Linked DNA regions of Homo sapiens: region 1 is linked to region 2. Evidence: chromatin contacts called from ENCODE Hi-C data. All regions are on one chromosome and are shown on one strand. The core of a region is the stretch at or near the end of the contact, and the rest is flanking DNA. Distances in the headings are between cores, read along the strand shown. Region 1 overlaps MACROD2 (mono-ADP ribosylhydrolase 2). Region 2 overlaps MACROD2 (mono-ADP ribosylhydrolase 2).

What was found. A loop is a pair of places that touch in the nucleus more often than their neighbours do. Pooled maps may share reads with other maps.
Region 1: a pooled map shows a loop between it and region 2 (7-fold over the local background). The contact joins two enhancer-like sites. A Hi-C loop is called at or near these places in 3 of 37 single-sample maps with no recorded cell type and 2 of 50 pooled maps.

What each region holds. Positions count from the first base shown.
Region 1 is chr20:15,316,443-15,322,206 of GRCh38, reverse strand. The region is part of intron 6 of MACROD2 (mono-ADP ribosylhydrolase 2); the gene reads right to left. Among named protein-coding and RNA genes, the nearest start is that of MACROD2-AS1, 390 kb to the right of the region's middle. Within about 2 kb of position 4,491, at least 2 of the 41 ENCODE cell types and tissues checked have a DNase peak (open chromatin) inside an H3K27ac peak, as active enhancers do.
Region 2 is chr20:14,947,514-14,953,387 of GRCh38, reverse strand. All of the region lies in intron 5 of MACROD2 (mono-ADP ribosylhydrolase 2), which reads right to left. Among named protein-coding and RNA genes, the nearest start is that of MACROD2-AS1, 21 kb to the right of the region's middle. Within about 2 kb of position 1,752, at least 3 of the 41 ENCODE cell types and tissues checked have a DNase peak (open chromatin) inside an H3K27ac peak, as active enhancers do.

The sequences.
Region 1 (5,764 bases), core at 3,242-5,741, 370 kb before region 2:
TTAAAAACATATTTCTGAAGCTCCATGAACCACAAAACCATTTGAGGAATAATGAAGCTGAGACACTAACAATTAGAATAAATTTCAACCCCTTAAGTTTAAAGACTGTGTGTAGTGGCCGGGTGCAGTGGCTCATGCCTGTAATCCCAGCACTTTGGGAGGCCGAGGCGGGCAGATCACAAGGTCAAGAGATTGAGACCATCCTGGCCAACATGGTGAATACCTGTCTCTACTAAAAATACAATAATTAGCTGGGCATGGTGGCATGTGCCTGTAGTCCCAGATACTTGGGAGGCTGAGGTAGGAGAATTACTTGAACCCAGGAGGCAGAGGTTGCAGTGAGTCGAGATCATGCAACTGCACTCCAGCCTGGGCAACAGAGTGAGACTCTGTCTCAAAAAAACAACAACAACAAAAAATGGATATCTTTTAATATCACCACACACATACATTATACATGCAAATGGATTCACTTGTTCTCTTGCAGGGCAAAAAATAATGTTTTCTCACTATCTTTGCAAAAATTAATGTATATGACAAACACTTTCCAATCTATAACTAATAGAATCAAGGAGGACACCTAATTAGCAATTAGTCTGATTAACATTCCTTGGAGATTAATTTGTTTTACCAGATGGCCTTCATAAAAATAATTCTTAGAGGATTTGTTTTAAAAATCAGCTAAGCTAATTACAAGATGTAGGAATAGAGAAATTTTAACAATCATCCCAAGCATAAATTAATGTGTTTAAGTTGGAAGTCTTCAAGATATGACTGGGAAGTGGAAATGGCAAAAGGGAGTTTATGGGCCTGCTCAGTGAAGCTACTGAGCTAAGGACTAGAAATAGTTTGTTGAGAGGGCAAAATGAAAACACAAAGACCTAGTCAGATAGAAGCTAAAGGTGAGCAAGCTGTGAAAGAAGGGTAAATGCAAGTTAGACATTGGGAAACTAAATGGGACCAAAGTCAAGGGAAGTTCCAAAACACAAAAGAAAAAAAGAACAAGCAGGAACAGAGTCCAGAAAGAATTCTGCTCACTGTCTGCCTGGCAGCCCTATCAACTGACTTTGCCATAAGGCCACAACGAGTGGCCTGTCATCAGGATGGCATGCATTTTGAAACAACTTTGCAGAAGCTGCCAGGGATTCTCACTTACCCACAAAGAAGAGAGTTCATATTTATTAAGTGCTTATCACAAACTGAACAAGAAGCTTCATACAAGTACGATACCTCAAGAGTTGTTTTTTTCCTCACCCAAATCTTTTTCTTCTTCCTGAAACACAGTCTACATGTCTCAGCCTCTGCTGTGGCTAGGCAGGGCAATGACACTGAGTTACCATCAGTGGAGTTTGAAAAGAAGTGATGTATTCCATTATCCAGTACCATCTCATAACAACTTTCCATAAGAGATCTACCATGTCTTTCTCTGCTTGCTGGTTGATAGAAGAATACTACAGGGACCTAAGGAGTAAGTGCCTGATGACCATAGATAATGTTTCCCTACTCAGGAATACCCACAATGGACTGCTGCATTAGAAAGAAACACTAGCAATTGAAGCTAGTATTACTTACCCTTCATTAATGCACCTGTTTATCTTATTTAATCCCTACAACAATTTGTTGTGGTGATATTTATATCTTAACTTATCAAATGGATAAAATGAATGAATGAGGAATTTGAACCCAGGTCTGTCAGACTCTAAGAATCTATTTCCTCTCACCAAGTAGTCTGGTAAACAGAAGCTGAAGTAAAGAAGACATGTATTGTGTTTACTTTTGTATCAATTCAGATAAATTCAAGAACATGAATTAACCATTTTGAGTGAAGGATTCAATGGCGTTTAGTATACTCAAAATGTGTGCAACTATGTGAACATCTATCTAGTTCCAAAACATTTTTGTCACCCCAAAGGGAATTCCTTACTCAATAAGTAATAATTTCATTAGCTATTTCCCCCTCCTCTAAACCCCTGACAATGTTTTTTGTTTTGTTTTGTTTTTTTTGAGATGGAGTCTTGCCCTGTTGCCAGGCTGGAGTGCAGTGGCAAAATCTTGGCTCACCGCAACCTCCACCTCTTGGGTTCAAGCGATTCTCCTGCCTCAGCTTCCTGATTAGCTGGGATTACAGGCATGAGTCACCACGCTCAGCAATTTATTTTTAGTAGAGATGGGGTTTCACCATGTTGGCCAGGCTGGTCTCGAACTCCTGACCTGAGGTGATCCGCCCACCTCGGTCTCCCAAAGTGCTGGGATTACAGCCCCCTGGCAATGAAAAAACTAATTTCTATAACTATGGATTTACCAATTCTAGATATTTCATATAATTGAGATTATACAATATGGGACCTATTGTGTCTGGCTTCATTCACTTAGCATAACTTTTTTGAGGTTCACCCACAGTATAGCATGTTCAGTATTTCATTCCTTTTTATGGCTAAAAAATATTCCATTGTATACCACAATTAATTTCTCCATTCATGCATTTCCACAGTTTGGCTATTGTGCGTAGTGCTTCAATGCACATGTATTGATTGAGTTCCTGTTGTTCACTCTTTGGGGTATTTACCTAGAAGTGAAAATTCTAGGGGATGATGTAATTCTATATTTAGCCTTTTAAGGAACTGCCAAACTGTTTCCTACGGAGGCTGTACCATTTTACATTCCCATTAGCATTGCATAAAGGTTCCAGTTTCTCCACATCTTCACCAACACTTGCTATTTTCAGATTTTGGATTAATGCTATTCTAGTAGGTGACTTTCTCATTTCTGCAAAAAAGGACAATTGGAATTGTGAGAGGGATTTCATAGAATCTATACATAGCATTGGGTATTTTTGCCATCTTAACAATTTTAAGTCTTCTAATTCATAAGCATTAGATGCCTTCCATTTATTTATAGCTTCTTGAATTACTTTCAGCAATGTTTTATTGTTTTAAGTGTACAATTCATTTATTATTTAAATTTATTCCTGCATATATTATTCCTTTGCTCTTATTCTAAAGAAAAGTATATTCTTAATTTTCTTTTCAGTTTGTTAATTACTGGTATATAGAAGCAACTGATTTGTGTGTATTGATGTTGTGCCCTGCAACTTTGCTGACTTTGTTTACTAACACTAGCAGTTTTCTCTTTTTGTGGATTTTTGGAATTTTTAATATAGAGAATCATGTTATCTGCCATTAGAAATAGTTTTACTTCTTCCTTTCCAATTTTAATGCTCCTTATTTTTTCTTGCCTACATCCTCTGTCTGGAACTTTTAGTACAATGTTGAACAGCAATATTGAAAGCAAACATCCTTGTCTTGTTCTTAATTTTAAAGAGAAAGGTTTCAGTCTTTCACCATTGACCATGGTATTAATCATCAGGTTTTCATAAATGTCCTTTAACATGTTGAGAAAGTTTCTCCCATTTCTAGTTTTTGAGTATTTTTCTCATGAAAGGTTTTGGATTGTGTCAAATTCTTTTTCTGCACTGGTTAAGATAATTATTTTTTCCTTTGTTCTATTAATATGGTGTATTACATTGATTGCTGTTATCTTATTGAATGACTCTGGCATTTCTGTGATAAATCCCATTTAGTTATAATGTATAATCCTTTTAATATGCTATTAAATTGAGTTTGCTAGTATTTCTTGAGGATTTCTTCATCTATAATCATAAGGGATTTTGGTCCATAATTTTCTTATTTCTAGTGATGTCTTTGTCTGGCTTTGGTATCAGGATAAGCTGGCCACATAGAATGAGTTAGAACATGTTCCCTCTTCCATTTTTTGGAAAAGTTTGAGAAGGATTGCTGTTAATTGCTTAAATGTTGAGTAGATTCACCAGTAAAACCATCTGGTCTTAGGCTTTTCTTTGTTGGGAAGTGTTTAATTACTGATATAATTTCTTGTTATATAAATCTGTTCAAATTTTGTTTCTTCATGAGTCAGTTTTGCTACCTTGTATGCTTCTAGAGAATTGTCAATTTCATCCATGTTTTGTAATTTGTTAGCATACAATAGTTCAAATATTCTCTTATGATCTTTTCGTGGTAGAAGGTCTATAGAAATGTCACCACTTTCATTTCTGATTTTAGTTAAGTGCAACTTCTATTTTTTTCTGATTTCAGTTAAGTGCAACTTCTGTTTTCTTCTGATTTCAATTAAGTGCAACTTCTGTTTTTTTCTTCGTCTTGCTAAAGATTTGACAATTTTGTTGATCTTTTCAAGGATCTAACTTTTAGTTTTATTAACTATATCTCTGATGGCTAATTTTATGTATCAGCTTGACTGGTCCCAGACATTTGGCCAAACATCATTCTGGGTGTTTTTGTAACAGTGTCTCTGGATGAGATTAACATTTGAATTAGTAGACTGAGTAATGCAGACTGTCCTTCCTCCCTAATGTGCTTGGGCTTCAACCAGTTAACTGAAAACCTCAACAGTACAAAAAAAACTAAATAAAAAGAAACCCTTCTGCTTGACTACCTTTAGCTGAAACATTGCTATTTTTCTGCCTTTAGACTCAAACTGAAACACTGGTTGTTTTTGAGTCTGAAGCCTGCCAGACTCAAAAAGCCATTGGACTGGAACTTATATTCTCAACTTTTTTGGTTCTCCAGATCTTGGATCTTTTCAGCCTCCATTATCAAGTGAACCAATTCTTTATAATAAATATCTTGATAGAGATAGATAGACAGATAGATAGATAGATAGATAGATAGATAGATAGATAGATAGATTAGATGGATGGACAGAGATATAGATATCTTCTTAGCTCTGTTTCACTGGAGAACACTAATACTAATGTTTCTTCTTGAGTCAGTTTTGCTACATTGTATGTTTCTAGAGACTTGTCAATTTTATCTCTGTTCTGTAATAGTTCGAATATTCTCTTATGATATTTTTGTTGTAGGTCTATAGAAATATCACCATTTTCGTTTAGTCAGGGGAATTAGTCAAGGTCCTCCAGGTTTACTCTGATGTTTTTCTATCCTCTATTTCATTTATCTCTGCTCTAATAATTATTATTTCCTTTTTTAATACAAGCCTTGGGCTTAGTTTGCTTATTGTTTTCTACTTTCTTAAAGTGCAAAATTGGATTATTGATTTGAGATCTTTATTTTTAATGTTGGCATTTACAGCTATAAGTCACCCTCTGAGCACTGCTTTTTCTGCATCCTGTAAGTTTGTGTATGTGTGTTTTTATTTTCATTCATGTTTAGGAATTTTGCAATTTACCAGAGTGATTTCTTCTTTGGTTTATTGGTATTAAAGAGTGTGTTATTTAATTTTATTTTTCACATATTTGTGGACTTTCCAGTATTTTTTGTTGTTGTTGTTATTGGTTTCTAACTTCATGTCATTGTGGTCAGAGAAGATCACTTACATGATTTCAGTCTTTTCAAATTAATTGAAAATTGTTTTTGTGGCCTACCGTATGGTCTATTCTGGAAACAGGCCCAGAAGAAATTGAGAAGAATGTGTATTCAGCTGTTGTGGAATGGAGTGTTCAAAATCTCTGTCAGGTCTAGTTGGTGTATGGTGCTATTCAAGTTCTCTATGTCCTTCTTGGTCTCCATTTCAGTGTTCTATCCATTACTGAAAGTGGGATATTTAAATCTCTAATAGTTACTGTAGAACTATCTATTTCTCCCTTGAAGTCCATCAGTGTTTGCTTCATATCTTTTGGCTCTGTTGTTTGTTGCCTATATGTTTATAAATGCTATGGCTTCTTAAAGAATAGACTCTTTTATTAATATTTAATGTCCTTCTTTCTCTC
Region 2 (5,874 bases), core at 503-3,002:
TTGCAGTGAGCCGAGATCACACCACTGCACTCCAACCTGGGCGACAGAGAGAGACTCCTGTCTCAAACATAAATAAATAAATAAAAAATTAAAAACACAATGAATACATCTTGCTCTTTAAGGTCACAACTTTATGGGAGACAGGAACCTTTCACACTTTATGGAAAGGTCAAAGCTATCCTAAAAATGGCCTTTGAACCCAATACATTTTTGACTCAGAGGTTCAGTTTATCTGCATTTTATCATTTCATTATAAAATAAGATGACCAGGCCCTTTTTTTTCTGGTCTATTATTTATTAGATATGAGTAAAGAAGCTTGCTTTTACTGAAAGTCTGACACATACCACTGTATACTGTGTCTTCTCCTTGTAAAAAGCATATTCAATTTCTCCCTCTTTTCTTAAAAATAGAAGTAGTTTTTGGCTCTGTTCTTTCTTGCTCCCTGTCTCTCTCCACATCTTTAAAAAACAGAACTGTTTCCTTTTCCCTGTCTTAAAGAAATATGCAATGAGTATACTTTCTATTGTTTTAGGAGAATGTCATGTTCCTTTAAAAAGGATGATTTTAGATATTGAACCTTTTACTTCCCTCTTTGTGAATACTTATGATTTTTAAAAACCACTTTCAGGTGAGCAACTTACAGTATAAAAACTAATGCATGTATACATATAAAATATGAAAAAAATATATTTCCACTGATGATATATGATGATAGAAATATCACAAATACTGTACAACTCAGCTAAATAAAGATTATAAAAGTAAGCAAGAAAATTTTTTAATCAATACTAATGTGAGTTGCTAATGAGATATGTGGGTTGCTTTTGATGGAAGGCAGTACTGGGATTAGTACTTAAATATTAATAAGTTGTTCCCTGCATAAGGTCAACTAAGGAAGAAAGCAAGTTCAGAAAACGTAAACACAATCCAAAATCTCAACTTCAAATATAAACTGAAAATATAATATTCAAGACCTCGTTCTCAGCATAGATGTTAACACTTCAAATACATCAGAACACAATTTTAATAACAGATCTAAGCTGTATTTCCTTTGAACTATTAGATGGCAACATTATACCCACATTCTTTACACTTGACCATGAACTCCAACTCATGTAATTAAACAGCATCAGGCCTATGTGAGACATGCTCAGCAAGGGGTGGGAACCAGGAAGCCGAATTTCCACTTTCCTTTGTCTGTATTTTACAAAATCATGCAAATTCCATGCACAATTAGTTAGAATTAGAGCTGTAATCTGATAGCTTGATGACAGAGCAAAATTAACTTGAAACAAAGAAAAATAGTAATTTGTGAAAATCATGCCCACTGGTAAGTTACAGTCACAGGGGAGGGCAGGATGGTATGGGAGAGGCCTCTTGGGATCAGGAATGCATTTCCAAGCAAACCTTATTTCCCCACAACAGCTATTTTAAGTGATGAGTAATAAGCTCTGGAAAAAAAAAAAAAAAATGGAGAAGCTGCCCTGAAGGGGAGGGAGGACACTTTATCCTCTGTCATGGAAAAACACGGGAGGAAAGATGGGGGAAGATAAGAGACACTGAGTGATGGAGGCAGGGACACAGGGTAACTCATGACACATGGCTTCCTTCCTTTCAGGAAAGCCAAAGGGGTTATCTTTTAAGCATGGAGGATTGTCAGAGTTTCATGAGCTTGAAAAATACAGGAATAGTTTGAAACAGCTGCAACGGAGAAGTGGGTTGCTGGGTTACTTTATTCACATTATCTGGGTTCATTTTGTCCAGTCTCTGGGGCCAGTGATGCCCTCGGAGTCCTACAGCAGTGCCTCCAAAGCTTAATAGGGATAACAAATATGTGGTACAGGTGCCACCACTCCTCTCTTACTTCATGACTATGACAGACATTATTAATCAAGCACAGCATCCTTTCTCACTTAGCTGATACGGAGCCTCAGAATACTTCTCAATAGAGTGCTCTGAGAAGCCATTACTCATTGATCAAAGGAGGTGCTTGAGATGGGATCTAGTCACCATGCTTGAGTAAAACACAAGTCTTGCTGTGTACTTGGCTTACTCATAACCAGCTTCCTGCATTTACATCCATGGCCAGTTACCTACTTGATACCCCAGTTCTGTAAGAACTGGATTTTTTGTTCCTCAGCTTCACTAGTGTTATGTATGGGGATCTGATACCTACTCACAAACTTCTAAACAGAAACCATACATTCAGGGCTGGCCTATTCATGAACACTACACACCACTGCAGTAAACCATGGCTCTAACCCTCAATCCCCCAATCCATTTCCTCAAGACTCATTCCCAACTGACTGACTGAGGCAAGAGAGAAATCTGATGTTTGTTGGTAGTGAGTGGGCTGCCTTGGTTCTCTACATATTAAGCTCAGTACTGAAAGAAGATACACTTGAAGTATCTCCCCCTTCTAATTCTAAATTTGCAATTCCCTAGTGATTTTGCATAAAAAGCCAGATCCCATAGGCCAGTAAGTCCTCAACCAACCAAGCAACAAAGAAGCCTTTTAACGACTCCTAAGTTTGAAGATTGTCACAGCAGGTCATCCTGACCTCAAGTCTTTTCACTAAAACATTCTCCCTAAAACAAGCCCTGCAACATCTCAGAGGCCCAGGAAATAACTCTAAGAATGTCAGAGGCCTACTCTCCCAAAGTTTCATGTATTCTCTTCAATGGAGACCCTGAAGTCCAAGATGCAGTCCAGGAATAAGCTTGAAACTAGGATATTATTTCCCTGAAGTTTCTGTGCACCAAGCTTGAATCTCCCTCTGAAGCAACAAACCTAACAAAACAAAATAATACCTAATGTGGGCTTGCCTATGTCTCTAGTTCTTGCCGGTTCATTGGTGAGACCAGGTCCTTGTCCTTACAGAGGTTATTCTTACTTTGATAAAATATTCTAGAATTCCTATGTTTACGTCCTGCCAAGTCCCATGACACCATAGATTTAATTGTTTCTTCTCAATCCTGCTATTCTAATTTGGTCATTCCCTTAGACCCAGGCAAGACTTCCACGTCCCACAATAGAAGAGATCTGTGGAAGAGTCATCTCTCTTGAACCTGAGATGTATAATGTGGTCCCTAATGAACAACCAGTGTCTGCAAGACAGCATGAGTCTGAAAACCCCAGGATGAACCATTCTAGTAGCCTAGAATGATATAACTCAGCCAGTATGGCACACATCCTAGAAGCCATCTGCCTTAATCAGACCCTGTCTCTTCAACCTGGCCCCACGTTTTCAAGAATTAGATTTTTCAGAAGTTAAAACACTAGCAGCCAGTATGTCTCTTACTGCCAAGTGATCAGCTGAGGTGACAGCATAGACAACCCTAGAGATGGTCAAGAAGGGACAATAAGTGCACACATAGTCTAAAAAAAATATTGTATTTGCCCTGACATGCACTTGAGCTGAAATCACAACTTGACCACAGACTAACTCGGTGATGTTCATCAAGTTTTTTGGTTTCTTTGAGCTTCAGTTAAACAAAGATGAAGTGGAAATAATAATAAAAATATAATAGGGTTGATGTACAGCTTAGAGATAAGATACATTAAGTGCTGGTCAAATGACAGACACTCTCAACAATGATGCCCATTATATCAGTCTTGTGCCAAAGTGCAAAATTAAAATATAAACATCTTTGAAGCACAATGCTTGTCACATAGCAGGCACTCAAACATATGGAAAGAAAACCATGAATGCGTCAATGAGCCAGTTCATGTTTGCTTCCATGAGTATGAGAATATTTTCCAAAAGGAGCCTAATTCACCAGGCAATCAGATTGGACAAGCGTCTGCATTACTTTTTATTAACTGTTAGCTTGATGTTTCAATTGGAACAAGTAGTGACCTGAAATCACATTATAAACTATGTCTGAAAATCCATCAAATCCACTTAAACTGTGATTTTTGACCTGCAAGTCACATTTGAACATTTATAGGCAATTTAATACTAAAACCCTGCCTCTGAAGGGGAGAATTTGTTCTTCAGAAAGATAAAGCTTTGCAATTGCTAAAATAACACACTTATTTTAAAGATGAATTTCTTACACTAAATGATAATGTATCATTCCTATGCTGAACTTTAGAGTTAAACATTTCAAACTTAGATATACGAAGATTATTTTTAAAAGTCAATTCCCTTTTTAGGTCACTTGCATTTTTGTTCTACAAAGAAAAAAAATCTTTCTGAAACTAAAGTGAACATTTTGGTCTTGGTTAAATGTATGGCTGGGGGCAGAGAAAAGCCAAATCGCTAAAGCATAATTCTGATGGTTGTACTTATTGCTGAGTGGATATCGAAGTGAAAAGTGTACATATTTTCCAAAAATAACTGACTATTAACCTTTCATTTCAGAATATCTCAGAATGGAGGAGAGAACACTTCCCCACCTGAATAGTTCTATCTACTCATATACGTGTAAGGACAATACTGATTATACACACAATTTGCTTTGTGATAATGTCAACCTGTTTTGCAGGCTCCTAAAAGGCAGGGATGCTCCATTGGCATGATTATAATTTGATTCAGATGATCCAGGCTTCAAACCCTAGTTTTGTTACTTAGCGAAAGTCCTGTATTAGGCTAGGCACTTGACATAGCCTTTGTCTCCTAAAATTTTCCTTAGGTACGTTACTCATTGTCTTCTGTCTGCCACCTACCCTGTTTCTGCCCCACCACTGATTCTCTGTAATTCTTTACCCTGCTCTTGGCCCAGGGAGGCCTATTTTAGAGCTTGCAGTACCACAGGTTTGGTAGACAGAGGGCACCAGCAAAAGACCAGAAGACAGATGGGTCTGTGTTGGCATTAGAACGGCTGGAAACAGTTAGAGTTGCTGTATGAGCATCTTTGCCACCTCACTTCTCAGGCCATAGACTCCTAGGAAAGATAAAAGGAAATGTTGCAGGTGAAGAACTCAGCAGTGGTCTGTCACAATCAGTAAGTGATAGATGCCACCCACTGTTAAAGCCAAAATAAGCAAATGGTATTTGATGAGGGTCCACAGCTAGTTAAGGATTTGATTAGAATATGAGTCACCAAGGTGAAGGCAGCTGTTTCAGTTAAGTGTGAAGAAATGAAAATATTTGGTTCACAGCCATTCCCCACTCCCATCAAGTATTTGTGCATGGCCTGCTTAGCTTACCCAAAACCCTCCTCTGACAAAATCCAGGGAAGAGGATTCTCTCCTGAAAAGGAGCCAGAGTGAAATAAAATCTCCACTCCTCAAAGGAGCTGCAATCAGCTGGTGGGGGCACAGAGGATGTGATACTTGCTCTGTGCCAAAGGAAGGCAGAATTGAGGCAGCTGATGACAGTCCTCTGATGCCTTGGAGGGGAAATACTTGCTCTGGAGCAGGCGAGGGAGCTGCTCCTTGAAAGTTAAGGATGTGAAAAACAAGATAGAAAGTTTTTGTGAGTTGTTGAATGGTAGATGTAAGCAAATACAGGACTTCCTATTTTTGTTGTACTTGATAAACACTGGGCCAGCATTGAGCTACCAGGATCGTGGCTGTAGAAGCATTGCCCAAGGTTGAAGGATGTAATCCCACATCTGATCCTTCACTCTGATCCATGACCAAACTGCAGTCCTCACCTGCCCCAAGAAATAGTCTGGAGTCTGAATGCCTTAGGTCAGTGGTCATTCTGCAGTTTTAGGGCCAGCAGCATTAGCATTCCCTGGGAGCTTGCTAGAAATGCAAAATCCAGATTTCCTGAGTCAGAACTCTGCAGGGTGGGGGGTAGGCCATCTGTGTTTTAATAAGCCCTCTAGGTGACTCTGATGCACACTCAAATTTGAGCCCCACTGTCTTAGCACAAATGCCTTAGCACCAATATTATTACTATTAGTTACCATGTGTTTAC